Regions from separate parts of the Homo sapiens genome. Here region 2 is linked to region 1. The links are chromatin contacts, found by Hi-C or POLR2A ChIA-PET in ENCODE. All regions are on one chromosome and are shown on one strand. Each heading gives the region's core, a stretch centred on a gene start or an enhancer-like site at or near the end of the contact. The rest is flanking DNA. Distances are from core to core; before and after follow the strand shown.

Region 1 (6,157 bases), core at 3,127-5,626:
CAAAGAATTTATAGTCTATGACTGCATATAAAGGTGGCTTCTTTGAGGGGCCCACATTTGTATGTACTTTGAGAGGAGAGGATGGGAGCTGAATATAAAACACTGTGGCTGATTTCAACATCTGCTCCTATAGTTACAGAGAACCAGAGGCTGGACTCTAAAACACGAATGGAAGGTCACAAGCCAGAAGTTTCTGAGAATGTGTTGGGGAAGGAGTGGGTTGGGAAAATAGCTGTATTTCCTCTAAAGAAAAAAAGATATCTCTTTGAAGTCTGGGTATTTGGTAAATTTAAAAAAAAAAAGAATAAAAGACAATAGAAAAGGTATCACTAATGGGGTAGAAGGAACAAAACACTAAAATTGAAACCAAAACCAAATCACCCAAACCAAATAAAATTCCTTTCAGTGGAAGCACACTTGTGTAATACCACACTTTTAAAAATGACCTCTCTTCTGGATTATTTCATTAGCCTCCTATTTTACCTTTCTGCCACCAATTTCTCCCACCTTCAGTTTATTCTGCAAACTACTTTCTGAATGGTCTTTCTAAGACATTTTAGTGACAATGTAACCATAGCCTTCATGATCAAAAACTTTCAATGGCTCCTCATTGTCGCATGAAGAAAATCCAGATATTTCAGTTTTGATTTTCAAGTCTTTAGATGATTAGCCAAATCCATCATCCGTAAAATGAAATCAATATATAGAAATTTATAGGTTATCTCAGCAGTGTAGGTCAGTTACGTAACTAAATAATTTTTAAATGGTTAAAAATAGTGGGCTGGGCGTGGTGGCTCATGCCTGTAATCCTACCATTTTGGGAGGCCGAGGCAGGTGGATCATCTAGGTCAGGAGTTCGAGACCAGCCTGGCCAACATGGCTAAACCTCATCTCTACTAAAAGTACCAAAAAAAAAAAAAAAATAGCCAGGCGTGGTGGCACACACCTGTAATCCCAGCTACTTGGGAGGCTGAGGAAGGAAAATTGCTTGAACCCAGGAGGTGGAGGTTGCAGTGAGCAGAGATTGTGCCACTGCACTCCAGCCTATGTGAAGGGAACAAGACTCCATCTCAAAAAAAGAAAAAAAATAGTGTTTTCCTTTATATCTATCTATCTGTCTATCTAATCCATCAATTATCTATTTTATACCAGTACTAATTAGTACCTGGGGTGGATATAAATGTGGGGTATGAATTGTCCCATTTCTAATGTGATACTGATTTACCTATGCAAGTGGTTTTGATTTTAGTTACCTTGACTAAGACACGCTAAGTAAATAAATTGAATATCCAAAAATAAACCATGCTTTTACTATTTCTTAGGCCTTAAATCAATCTTGGCCATATTAACAAGAATGTTTTTGGTGTCTGCTATATATTTTCAGGAGCTTTTGTAAATACTTGGTCTAATTTAATCTCATAATCTTCAAAAGTCTGTTGAGCAAACCCTGAAAACATCCACTTCCAGTCTGGTTAATTAGAAAACAATTAGGTTCTAACAAGGCTTTTGCTTCCTTACTCTGTTTACCAGCACAGTTTCAACATCCTTCCATTGATATGAAATGTGCAGAGACATAATTTTTTTCTTTTTCTTTTTAATCTTGATTCTGGAAGCCCTGGTAGAATAGTTAAGGAAATTCTTAACAGCAAACAGGGGAAGTCTTTTATTTTCTTTGGGTTTTGATGGTACACAAATTAACTTGTTTCCTCTACTGTGATGGGAATTCAGAAAAGGGAACCTATTGGAAATGTGAACATTCCTATTCTTCCTGACTCTTAAATTTCATTAGAAAACTTTACATCACATAACTTTTACTAAGAGGAGACTGGAGGCAGTGTTTACCAAGAACGTTTGTTAATGTGGAGCTAAAAAACAACATAGAATCACTAGCCACTTGGATAATGAACACTGCAAACATCATTGTTTATAGAAATGGTGTAATGCTAGGATAGAATTTAAGTTCTAGCTCAGGTTGCCATTGAAAGAAGAGTACAAATATTTGCCGAGCACCTACTATGTGTCAGGCATTGAGTAAGGCTTTTTTCATATTTTTACATTTTTTAAATTTAAAATTTTTATTTTAAAAAGATAGAGATAGGGTCTTGCATGTTGCTCAGGCTGGTCTCAAATTCCTGGCCTCAAGCAATCCTCCCACCTTGGCCTCCCAAGTGCTGGGATCACAGGCGTGAACCACTGCACCTGGCCTTTTTTTTTTTTTTTCATATTTCTTCTCATTTAATTCTCAGTGCAACCGTGTGGCTGGACATTTTTTCAATCTAAATTATTAGAGATAAGGAAATTGAGAGTTAGGGAACTTTAGTAACATGTCAAAGGTCGCACATGTGTTAATTGCAGGGCTTAGTTTAGAAACCACTTTAGTTTGATGTGAAACTAGAAACATTTCCACTATAGCACACTATCTTCATGCATGTTTTTACACCCATCAGAGTCCAGTTTCCTACTAACCTTGACCTGTTTTGCAAGGATGAATGGGCTAATGAATTACTAATTGTAAAATATGCTTATAATTTTAAAGAACATGTAACTATTGAAAGAAAAATCATGACATTTTATAGTTAACTTCTCAGTTTCTTTTCTTTATATAGTCCCAGGATAATATATGAAACTATCTGTGTTCTCTCTTTCATAGCATAAATTAATGGAGAGCAAAGGCCTTTCTTTGCAAACATTTTCTAACACAGTTAACCCATGCTTCCCTGCTGCTAACTTCTCTCAAACGTTTAGATTCATGGGGACATAAAGGCCAAACTGCTGTCTTATTAAATTCTTCTTTTCATAAGAATATGCAAGATGCAAATGAGCAAAATGTTAAAGCTCTATAAAGAGCATCTCTGGATTTTATAGCCCTGCTTCCGAAGAGTGTGTCTATGGGATATCAAGTGAAGAAATAGGAGCATGCATAATTGCATATGTAATTGGGCTGCAATTTTGCAGTGTATAATACAAAATACATATACATTTATAGATGAAAGACCTGAAATAAATATGCCAAAATGTGAGCCATGACCACCTGTAGGTGAAGATCTATAGGGCAATTGCATTTCGTTTTTCAAATGTTTTTATGCATTTTAAAAATAAAAATATGTTTCTTCTATTACCAGAAGAATGCAATACATTTCATCCATATTTTAAAAAGACACATTGTTTTGAAAGCAGTTCTGGTTTCGTGTGAGGGTGAGAATATCCTCAAATGGAAACAATTTTGTTTGCTAGGGAATTCAGCTTTAAAACAGGAGCAAGGCATTTGTCTCTTTGATGCCATGGCAACCCCTGGGAAAACGCAGAGTCCAACAATGGGATAAAAATGTGCCTCAAGAGTGGGTAAGAAGGAGGCAACCTTGGACTTCTTTTTCCTCCACTTTCCCTTGAACAGAAGGTTGCATTGTGTTTTTCCAGCTGACTTTGCTTTCCAGCTAGGCTGCTGTGAGAGGAAAGAGCAAACAATAAGAAGAACCTTTTTCTCATGGAGTTTTGGGCTCTCCGAAAAATTGTGCACTTTCTCAGCGGAGAAAAAGCTCAGTTTCTTTTCTCTGTCTTCCCCTCTCCTTGACATCTCCCAATTCAGTCATTTTTATTACAAGTTTCTCAATCCCCTTTACATTTTCCCCTCAGGATACGCCACTTGTCTTCTTCGGAGCTGTAGGGCTGGATTGATCTTTTCTCTATGGTCACTGTTTTCTTCTATGGTCTTTTCTCTATGGTCACTCTTTCTTGATAGAAAGACTCCTGCAGTCTTTTTCAGATCTCAATCCTTAATGCATCTCTGTTGGTCTCCAATGATTTGGCTGTCTGAGACTCTTTTTTTTTTTTTAAGATTTTTTTAACCTAATTTTATTCCTTAGGTAAATTGAACTCCCCCAAGCCACTGAAGATTGCTAAGGGTCTTCATTTTGGCAATATAGATCCAAATATTGTGATAACAGAGGTTACCAAAGGACTTTGTCTCCATTATATAGGTAAGTAATGATGATGCCAAGCTTTTTCTGTGGTCTGTGCCATGTTTCCTTCTAACATGACAGCAGCATCAATACAGCAAGAATAGTTTACCTTGGTGCTGGGTTTTACATTAAGATCCTGTGTGTTTGGACTTAAAAACTTTAGTCCACTTAGAAGCTACCAGCAACCTGAGCAAGAGGCCCTGTAGTTTTACGCCTCAAACCAGCGTAAGCACTGCTTTTCAACTAATACAAAGAAAAGGAATTGGGGAGGGAGGTCTTTCGAGTAACCATGGAAGTGACTTTAAAGAATTGCAGGTTGTCATTTTGGCAACCAGAGGTGCAGTCTTCAGAGTGGAGGACTCTGTGTGGCAGAGCCAGGCCTTGACCCAGTGTGACCCCCTGATATCGGGAACCACAAGAGACTTGTGCAGCTGCCTGGCCTCCAACCGGCCTGGGAGGCTGGCCATTCCAGGAAACTAGCAGTGATGGTATCATTCCTAGGAGCATGATTCACCCAAGAAGAATGAAAACTTTAGAGCCATGAAGGCTGACTGTGGAGGATGGAAGGCTCATCTCATTCATCTTTCTTTCCTGAGCACCCATCAGTAAATATTGCCTTAAGTGAGATGTGCAAATTCCAGCTGCTGCTCAGAACTGATGGTTGTATGGCCTGTAGAAAATGTCTTCATTTCTTTAATAATTTTTTGCAGCCTACATAAATTTTCTTTTTTCCCGGATTGGCCCTTGTGCAAAAAAAACATTGCTTCCCACAGTTATAAGCCATTATAAATGATGTGTACTACTTCCTTAATTTCCCATCATTTGGAGTCTAGTGAGGAGACACAGATTAGTAGATAAGGTCAAATTCAACTCAATAAAAGTTGGGGGTCACTTCAGTCCTGAGTCAGGTACCAGCCTGGCCCAGCGGAGCTTAGTATGAAAGTACTTTATGAGGTTGAACATTTGTATGGTATTGTATAGCATGTTTAAAAAGCCTATCACATAGATGATCTCATTTGACTTTCACTGTAAGTAAAACCAAGGTATCAGTACTGGTATCAGTGATGAACAGACTCATATGGGTTCAGGAGCTCTCTCATGATGTCCCTCTGCCAGCTGGACAGGGTCCAGGGGCCTCAGAAAAACCATATTCTTCAGTTTATGTGGGATATTGCACATTTCTAGGACTGTGAGTGTTGATGAGAGGGTAGGGGTGTGTGTACTTGGGAAGGAAACGCATAATTCAGGTGTTCCTGAACAAATTGTGATCTAGATGGAGTCCAGCCTTTTTGAATCTGGCTACAATGCTAGTGAACTGTCCCAGGTTAAAGGAATTTGGATCAACCCCTGGTATCAATTTGGCACCAGGTTTGATATATAGTAGAGGGAGCTGTTTAACAAGCCATGTTCTTCATCCTGTTGATAAGGGAGAAACAGGAGAATATGAAGTCATGTAAGGGAGTGTGAGTTGTCCAAAGCTGAAACAATTTCATTTGCTGAAGTGATCTGAGGATTAGCATGTCTTTCTATAATACACAAATATATTTAGCACAGTGCTTGGCACTTAGTAGGTACTCAATACATGTTAATAAGGTATTATGGTAATAAATAATAGATTATGCATGGTCCTGTTATGGTTTTTTAAAGTTTTTTCCTTAGTCTTGAGTTCTGATTCCTATATTGCTTTTGGATGCCAGGTTATTCTATGTGCTTATTTGGTTCTTGATGTACTAGTTATGCAATAAAATCTGTTGAAGGAATAAATGAAAGAAGGAAGGCTTGCAGTGACACTTTGTATTTACTTCTAAGGCAATGTTGACATTCTCTATTCCAGAAGAACTAAAAATGATTCACATTCATTGGTGTCAAAATTTCCACATATTTATAATTTCCATTATATTAGGTTGGTGCAGGTGTAATTGTGGTTTTTGCCAATATTAAATATAATAGTGTTAATCAATTAATTTAATATTAAAATGTTAAAATAATCAGTATTTTTTTCTTCTCTTCTTTTTTTCCTTCTTGATAGACTTTCTTGTGCAGTCCTTAAAAAGTAGGACAATTCTACTTTTTAAATTGGCACTTTTGAAAGTTATTTCATTGAGTATTTACGTATTAGTAGACTGCTTGGTTCAACTTCTTACAGTTGACGTAAATTTTGGCCCAGAACTCATGTGTGAAAAAAATTAATTTTGTTT
Region 2 (6,482 bases), core at 232-2,731, 34 kb after region 1:
TGTTTCTTGTCTATACATAATATGTCATTTTCCTCCCTGCTTCCAATATATATATATATATATTTTCTTTAGTTTTCACAAGTTTGATTACAATGTATCTTGGAGTAAATTTTCTTAGGTTGATCTTGTTTGGGGTTTTCCCAGCTGTTGACTTTGTAGGTTTATGCCTTTTGTCAAATTTGAGAAGTTTTCATCCATTATTTTATTGAATACTTTTTAAACCCTGTTTTGTTTCTCTCTCTTTTTTTTTTTCCAGAACACCGGTGATGTGTTAGACCTGTTATAATCCAATTGGTCTCTTTATTTTTTCATCCTATTTTCTGTCTTCAGGTAGAATAATTTCGAGTATTCTACCTTTCAGTTCACTGATTCTTACTCCCTCCCCTCCATTCTACTGTTTAATCCATAGGTTGACATATTTATTTGGATCCTATGTTTATTTTATTTGCTCATCCTATGTTTTGATCTTTGAAAATCTATTCAGATCAAATGAGTTTGTCAACTAAGAAGGCTTTGCATTAAAGGGAAGATTTGGCTACACCTAAAATCACTGAACTTACATTGAAAACGTTGTCCTGCCAGTGTGTAAGTGCCAGATAAAGCCCCTTGATTGGTGAGAGCAGAGTGATATTGACCCACATCGGCATCATACAAAGTCCAAAGCTATTGGTCAGTTCTCCTTTCATACATGAGATAGATTGCCCAATATCCTTGTTCATCTAATAGTTTCATGCTTATCTGTGGAATGACTCTGGACTGGGCTGCTTATCTTTCTTAGTCTGACTTTTGTTCTGACTGGTGAACCCTGTTTTGGATTCTAGTTTTAGTGTTGTTGACCTCTTTTCTGCTAGTACTCACACATGAACTATGCTCTGTATGCTCTGTAGGTTTGATATTTGCTTTTTCTCTGCTCAGAGTTCTATTTCCTTTTCTCTTTGATTTCAATGAGGCTTTCAAAAAATATTTCAATTTCCTAAAGAGAATAATTTTCTAAATCACTGCTATTATGGAGTTGCCTCTATAATTATTTCAGCATTAAATTTTATTTTCTGTACAACGACAGCATTACCACATGATCTAAAAGGACCCCCTTCTTGAAATGATCTTCAAGTCAATCCTGTAGGGATGTGGAATCCAGTGGCCTTTACAAGGTGTTGGAATTGTGAAGAAATTTCATATGTATATTGTTTTTTGAGCCAACTCATCAAGCTTGATATAATAGAGCACAATTATCCAGAAGCTGTGTGTACCGAGTACATTTTCCCTCCTATGAGTCTGGGAAATGAATATTATTAAGACAATATTGGAAAAGTTTTACCAATACTGACCTCACCCAACTAGAGAGTGAGTAGTAAATGATTCACCTTTAGAAGTAAATGAATCTTTTCAGATAACTTTGGTACCTGGTAGTATGCCAGAGATATTCATTGCTAAATGAGTTAAGCAATTTATAAACAAATTTCCCTCAACTTCAAAAGCACACACTGCTAAATACTAGTCTGATCAAGCTCATCTCATGCTATATCAAACAGAATCCAAATACACCTTACGTTAATTGGCTCTCACATGAGACATCTTTCTGTAGTGCCCAGGGATTGCAAAATTTTTGTCAGCAGCTTTTGGGAGAGAAACTTTATGAAATTTGAACATATTTTATTATTAAAAATTAGCTTTTACAACTAAAAATTTCCCTGGGCATTGATTTTATCTTCAGTTGATTACTCAGTGTCACATCACTAGGCAAAAATTCCCTGGAGTTCAGCTACCTCTTGGTCACATTTATTTTGTTAAGAATATTTAACTGAGGACTATGTCAAATATTTGCTGTCTTGTTCTTTGAAACTTAAGGTATATTTTAAACCTTACCTAAAGCAATTGTAGGATACTTTTTGCTTTGGATTTTTATAGGCTAATAAACTTCATATTCACAAGTACTAAAGTAAAATATATATATATATATAATATGTGAAAAGTTATTTAAAGTCCAGAAGAGCATAATAACATATTAAAACCATTTTATCACTAAAATGTAAAACATATTAATATAATTATCATGCACTTCAATGCTCATTTCTTTTAGTTAAAAGAGAATAACTTTCACAGTTTGCTTCTGAATTTAGGAAAATGGCAGTTAAGTTGCTTATACAATTCTTGGGCCATGACTGAGAATTCTGTCATTTTATTTTCTTCTGACATGGATTGTTGCAGAAAGTATTGCTAAAGCCAGCTGATTTTAATTCCTTTGAAAGAGGCTTTCTCTATAACTTTAAAATTCCTTCTTTCTGCCTCATTCACTTTTTGCTTTTCTTCTGGGATTTCAAAGTTAGACTTCATGGTATCTCCTGTATCTCTTACTTTCTATTCTGTATTTTGCATACTTTAATCTCTTCATGCTTCATTTTGATTATTTATTCCAATTTTGCTTCCAGTTCACTAATTTTCTCCTTAGCTATGTATGATCTAATTTTAGACTCATTCATTGAATTTTTAGTATCAATTATTATACTGTTCATGTCCAGAAAATCTGTTTGGTTTTATTTTATAGTTTCTTTTTTCTTAGTTAAAGTTCTTAGTGTATGTTTTTCTTGTATCTTTGGACATATTATTAAATGCTTAAAGTCTGTGTATAAAAATTTCATAACCTAGGTGCCCTGTAGCTCTAGAACTGTTGTCTCTTATTTTTCTTGGTTTTAAAATACATTGTTGGGTTATTCTTGATTGTGCTAAACAATGTATATGAAAAACTATAAAATTAATTTGAAGCACCAGATAGTGTCATCCTAGACCTTATTAATTGTATGTTTTCTTTTGGCTAGGGATACCAGTAATCCCAGATTATCTCATTCTAATTATAGAAATTGATACAATATGAAGCCATACTTTAGCCTCTGCAAAGATTGAACCACTTCTGGTTTATCTTTATTCCTAAGGCTCAATCTTTGGAATCCTAACCCAAAATGTGGTGTATTTTACCAGAACTAGTTTGTTCCTGTAGTCAAAAAGGCTTTCAAAATTGCTGGATAGATTTCTTTTCTTTTTTCTTTTTTTTTTTGAGAAAACCCCAGAAATTCTGGATTTTATTTATTTATTTATTATTTTATTTTATTATTATTATACTTTAAGTTTTAGGGTACATGTGCACAACGTGCAGGTTTGTTACATATGTATACATGTGCCATGTTGGTGTGTTGCACCCACTAACTCATCATTTAGCATTAGGTATATCTCCTAATCTCCTAATGCTATCCCTCCCCCCTCCCCACACCCCACAACAGTCCCCGGAGTGTGATGTTCCCCTTTCTGTGTCCATGTGTTCTCATTGTTCAATTCCCACCTATGAGTGAGAACACGCGGTGTTTGGTTTTTTGTCCTTGCAATAGTTTGCTGAGAATGATGGTTTCCAGTTTCATCCATGTCCCTACAAAGGACATGAACTCATCATTTTTTATGGCTGCATAGTATTCCATGGTGTATGTATGCCACATTTTCTTAATCCAGTCTATCATTGTTGGACATTTAGGTTGGTTCCAAGTCTTTGCTATTGTGAATAGTGCTGCAATAAACATACGTGTGCATGTGTCTTTATAGCAGCATGATTTATAATCCTTTGGGTGTATACCCAGTAATGGGATGGCTGGGTCAAATGGTATTTCTAGTTCTAGATCCCTGAGGAATCGCCACACTGACTTCCACAATGGTTGGACTTGTTTACAGTCCCACCAACAGTGTAAAAGTGTTCCTATTTCTCCACATCCTCTCCAGCACCTGTTGTTTCCTGACTTTTTAATGATTGCCATTCTAACCGGTGTGAGATGGTATCTCATTGTGGTTTTGATTTGCGTTTCTCTGATGGCTAGTGATGATGAGCATTTTTTCATGTGTTTTTTGGCTGAGTAAATGTCTTCTTTTGAGAAGTGTCTGTTCATATCCTTCACCCACTTTTTGATGGGGTTGTTTGTTTTTTTCTTGTAAATTTGTTTGAGTTCTTTGTAGATTCTGGATATTAGCCCTTTGTCAGATGAGTAGGTTGTAAAAATTTTCTCCCATTCTATAGATTGCCTGTTCACTCTGATGGTATAGATTTCTAAAGATCAAAACATAGGTTGAGTGATGTCTCGCTAGCAAGCTTTTTCAGGATTATCTGAAGGAGACTGAGTGTTGCTTGATATTTGATAATCTTAGTGGGGGAGTCCAGAACCTAAAAATAAAAAAAATAATAATTTATGATATCTATATACTGGGTCAGAGCTAGATAGAAGTGAAGAAACATGTCTTGATCTGTAACTTCTCTTCTTTTATCTTAAGGAAACCGACTATATATGTGATGTGGATGTAGCCACAGCTCTGTGAGAATACACAAAATTTTATAGCTTTTTAGTGGGTTAGGAGGGACTCTTCTCTTACATTTCTCTCTTTATTTTCCCACAAGTTGGTTAGTTCTGGAATCTGGAAGAAGGCATGGGATTGTTTTGTAACTGTCTCCTGATGCTAAGGCCACTAAGGCTATCTCCTCCCCAGCAGTGACCTCACCTTGGCCCGACACTCATTAATTAATTTGAAGCACCTTGATTGTTAGTTTTAAAATCTTCTAGGGAAAGAAAAGTGAGAGTATAAAGTTGGCTCCACGTTAAGCATAGATTTTTCTTTAAAATTCTCTAAATATTTATTTAATTCTGAATGCTATATGATTGCTTTCATATTAATTTTTCAGTAGAGAAATTGAATACAATTCAATGAATTTTAATTTGATGAAGTACCTGATAAGATAATTTAAAAATCGGCTGGGTGCAGTGGCTAACACTGAAGTAATCCCAGCGCTTTGGAAGGCAGAGGTGGGTGGATCACTTTGAGCTCGGGAGTTGAGACCAGCCTGAGCAACATGGCGAAATCCCATATCTACTGAAAATACAAAAATTAGCCGGGCGTGGTGGCCTGTAATCCCAGCTATGGGGGAGGCTGAGGCTGGAGAATTGCTTGAACTCGGGAGGCAGAGGTTGCAGTGAACCAAGATCAGGCCACTGTAACTCCAGCCTGGGTGACAGAGCAAGACTCCGTCAAATATTTTACTTCAACTTTTACTTCAAGTTCAGGAGTACATGCACAGGATGTGCAGGTTTCTTACATAGGTAAACATGTGCTATGGTGGTTTGCTGCACACATCAACCCATCTAGGTGTTAAGCGCCAGTATGCATTAGCTATTCTTCCTGCTGCCCTCCCTCTCCCCACTCCACTCTGACAGGCCCCCGTGTGTGTTGTTCCCCACCATGTGTCTGTGTGTTCTCATCGCCCAGCTCCCACTTACAAGTGAGAACGTGCGGTGCTTGGTTTTCTGTTCCTGCATTAGTTCGCTGAGGATAATAGCTTCCAGCTCCATCCATGTCTCTGCAAAGGATATAATCTCATTCCTTTTTTATGGCTGCATAGTATTCCATGGTATATATGTACCACCGTTTCTTTATCCAGTCTATCACTGATAGGCATTTGGGTTGATTTCATGTCTTTGCTGTTATGAACAGAAGCACAGATTTTTTTTTATGGAGGATAATATATTTTTCTTTTGCTAACCTAATTGAGAAATTAGCTTGTATGTATTTGTCAGCATGATTTTCTTTCTGCAACAGAGCTTCCTGTGGTGTTCATGGGATGGAATTTTAGACCATTCTAAAATGTTGGTTTTCTTCATGTCTTGGAGGGGCTTAAGAGAACAACCATGCTGAGGGGATTTTGACAAATGTAAAATTGGCTTTTGGTTTCTATATTGAAAGAATTCTGTGTGCAAGACATTATACCTTGCAAATAGTTAGGAAATAACTGTTCAAAACTTTTCTCCAGTATATTTTTCACAACGATTTACTTGTGATTTTGAAGGATGGGTTAGAGTTGAGTGGTCTTTTGTAGACTGTGGAGTATTAAAATGGCCCAATCCCCCGTTTTATAAATCCCAAGACTCATTAGTATGTTGAGGAAATACAAAATTGTCCATGCCAAAAAGCAATCAGGGCCTGAAATGATCTTTGTAGTGAAGTCCAATTAAAACTAAGCTGTAAGTTTTGCTAAATCTATTGGCTGACCTAGTAGTACCCATTTCATAGTGTTGCTGAGGCCAACACAGTATAAGAACATGGTAACACAATATTGAGGATTACATCTGATCCTATTCTTTTTTTGTTTGTTTTGTTTTGTTTTGTTTTGTTTTTGCTTTCCAATGACTCTCTAAAGGAAGATAATATAAGGGCACCTCATTTTATGCAATTGGAATGGTTCTTGGTAATACACTTAAAGATATGTTAAACATTTTAAAGTGTACTTTGGAGAATATTTACAAGATTATGCTAATATTTTGTAAAACAAAGGAATATTTGAGAAACATGTCTCATGATTACTATATTTATAAGTTCAAATTTTTTTCTATTTCTTAAACTTTCTTAAATTTGGACATATCTGTGTAATAATGTGAATGTAAACGGAAGGGATTGTTAGG

Evidence for each region. Hi-C counts contacts between places; a loop is a spot of excess contacts on that map. ChIA-PET counts read pairs that join two places held with the same protein, here RNA polymerase II (POLR2A).
Region 2: a loop to region 1 is called in a map of HepG2, with 2.7 times the contacts of the local background. The contact joins two enhancer-like sites. A Hi-C loop is called at or near these places in 1 of 168 maps with a recorded cell type or tissue (HepG2). POLR2A ChIA-PET finds 5 or more read pairs at or near these places in 1 of 52 experiments (OCI-LY7).

What each region holds. Positions count from the first base shown.
Region 1 is chr1:99,598,132-99,604,288 of GRCh38, reverse strand. No RefSeq gene overlaps it. Among named protein-coding and RNA genes, the nearest start is that of PALMD, 45 kb to the left of the region's middle. RefSeq lists a silencer at 3,202-3,496. Within about 2 kb of position 4,376, at least 4 of the 41 ENCODE cell types and tissues checked have a DNase peak (open chromatin) inside an H3K27ac peak, as active enhancers do.
Region 2 is chr1:99,561,075-99,567,556 of GRCh38, reverse strand. No RefSeq gene overlaps it. Among named protein-coding and RNA genes, the nearest start is that of LINC01708, 77 kb to the right of the region's middle. Within about 2 kb of position 1,481, at least 2 of the 41 ENCODE cell types and tissues checked have a DNase peak (open chromatin) inside an H3K27ac peak, as active enhancers do.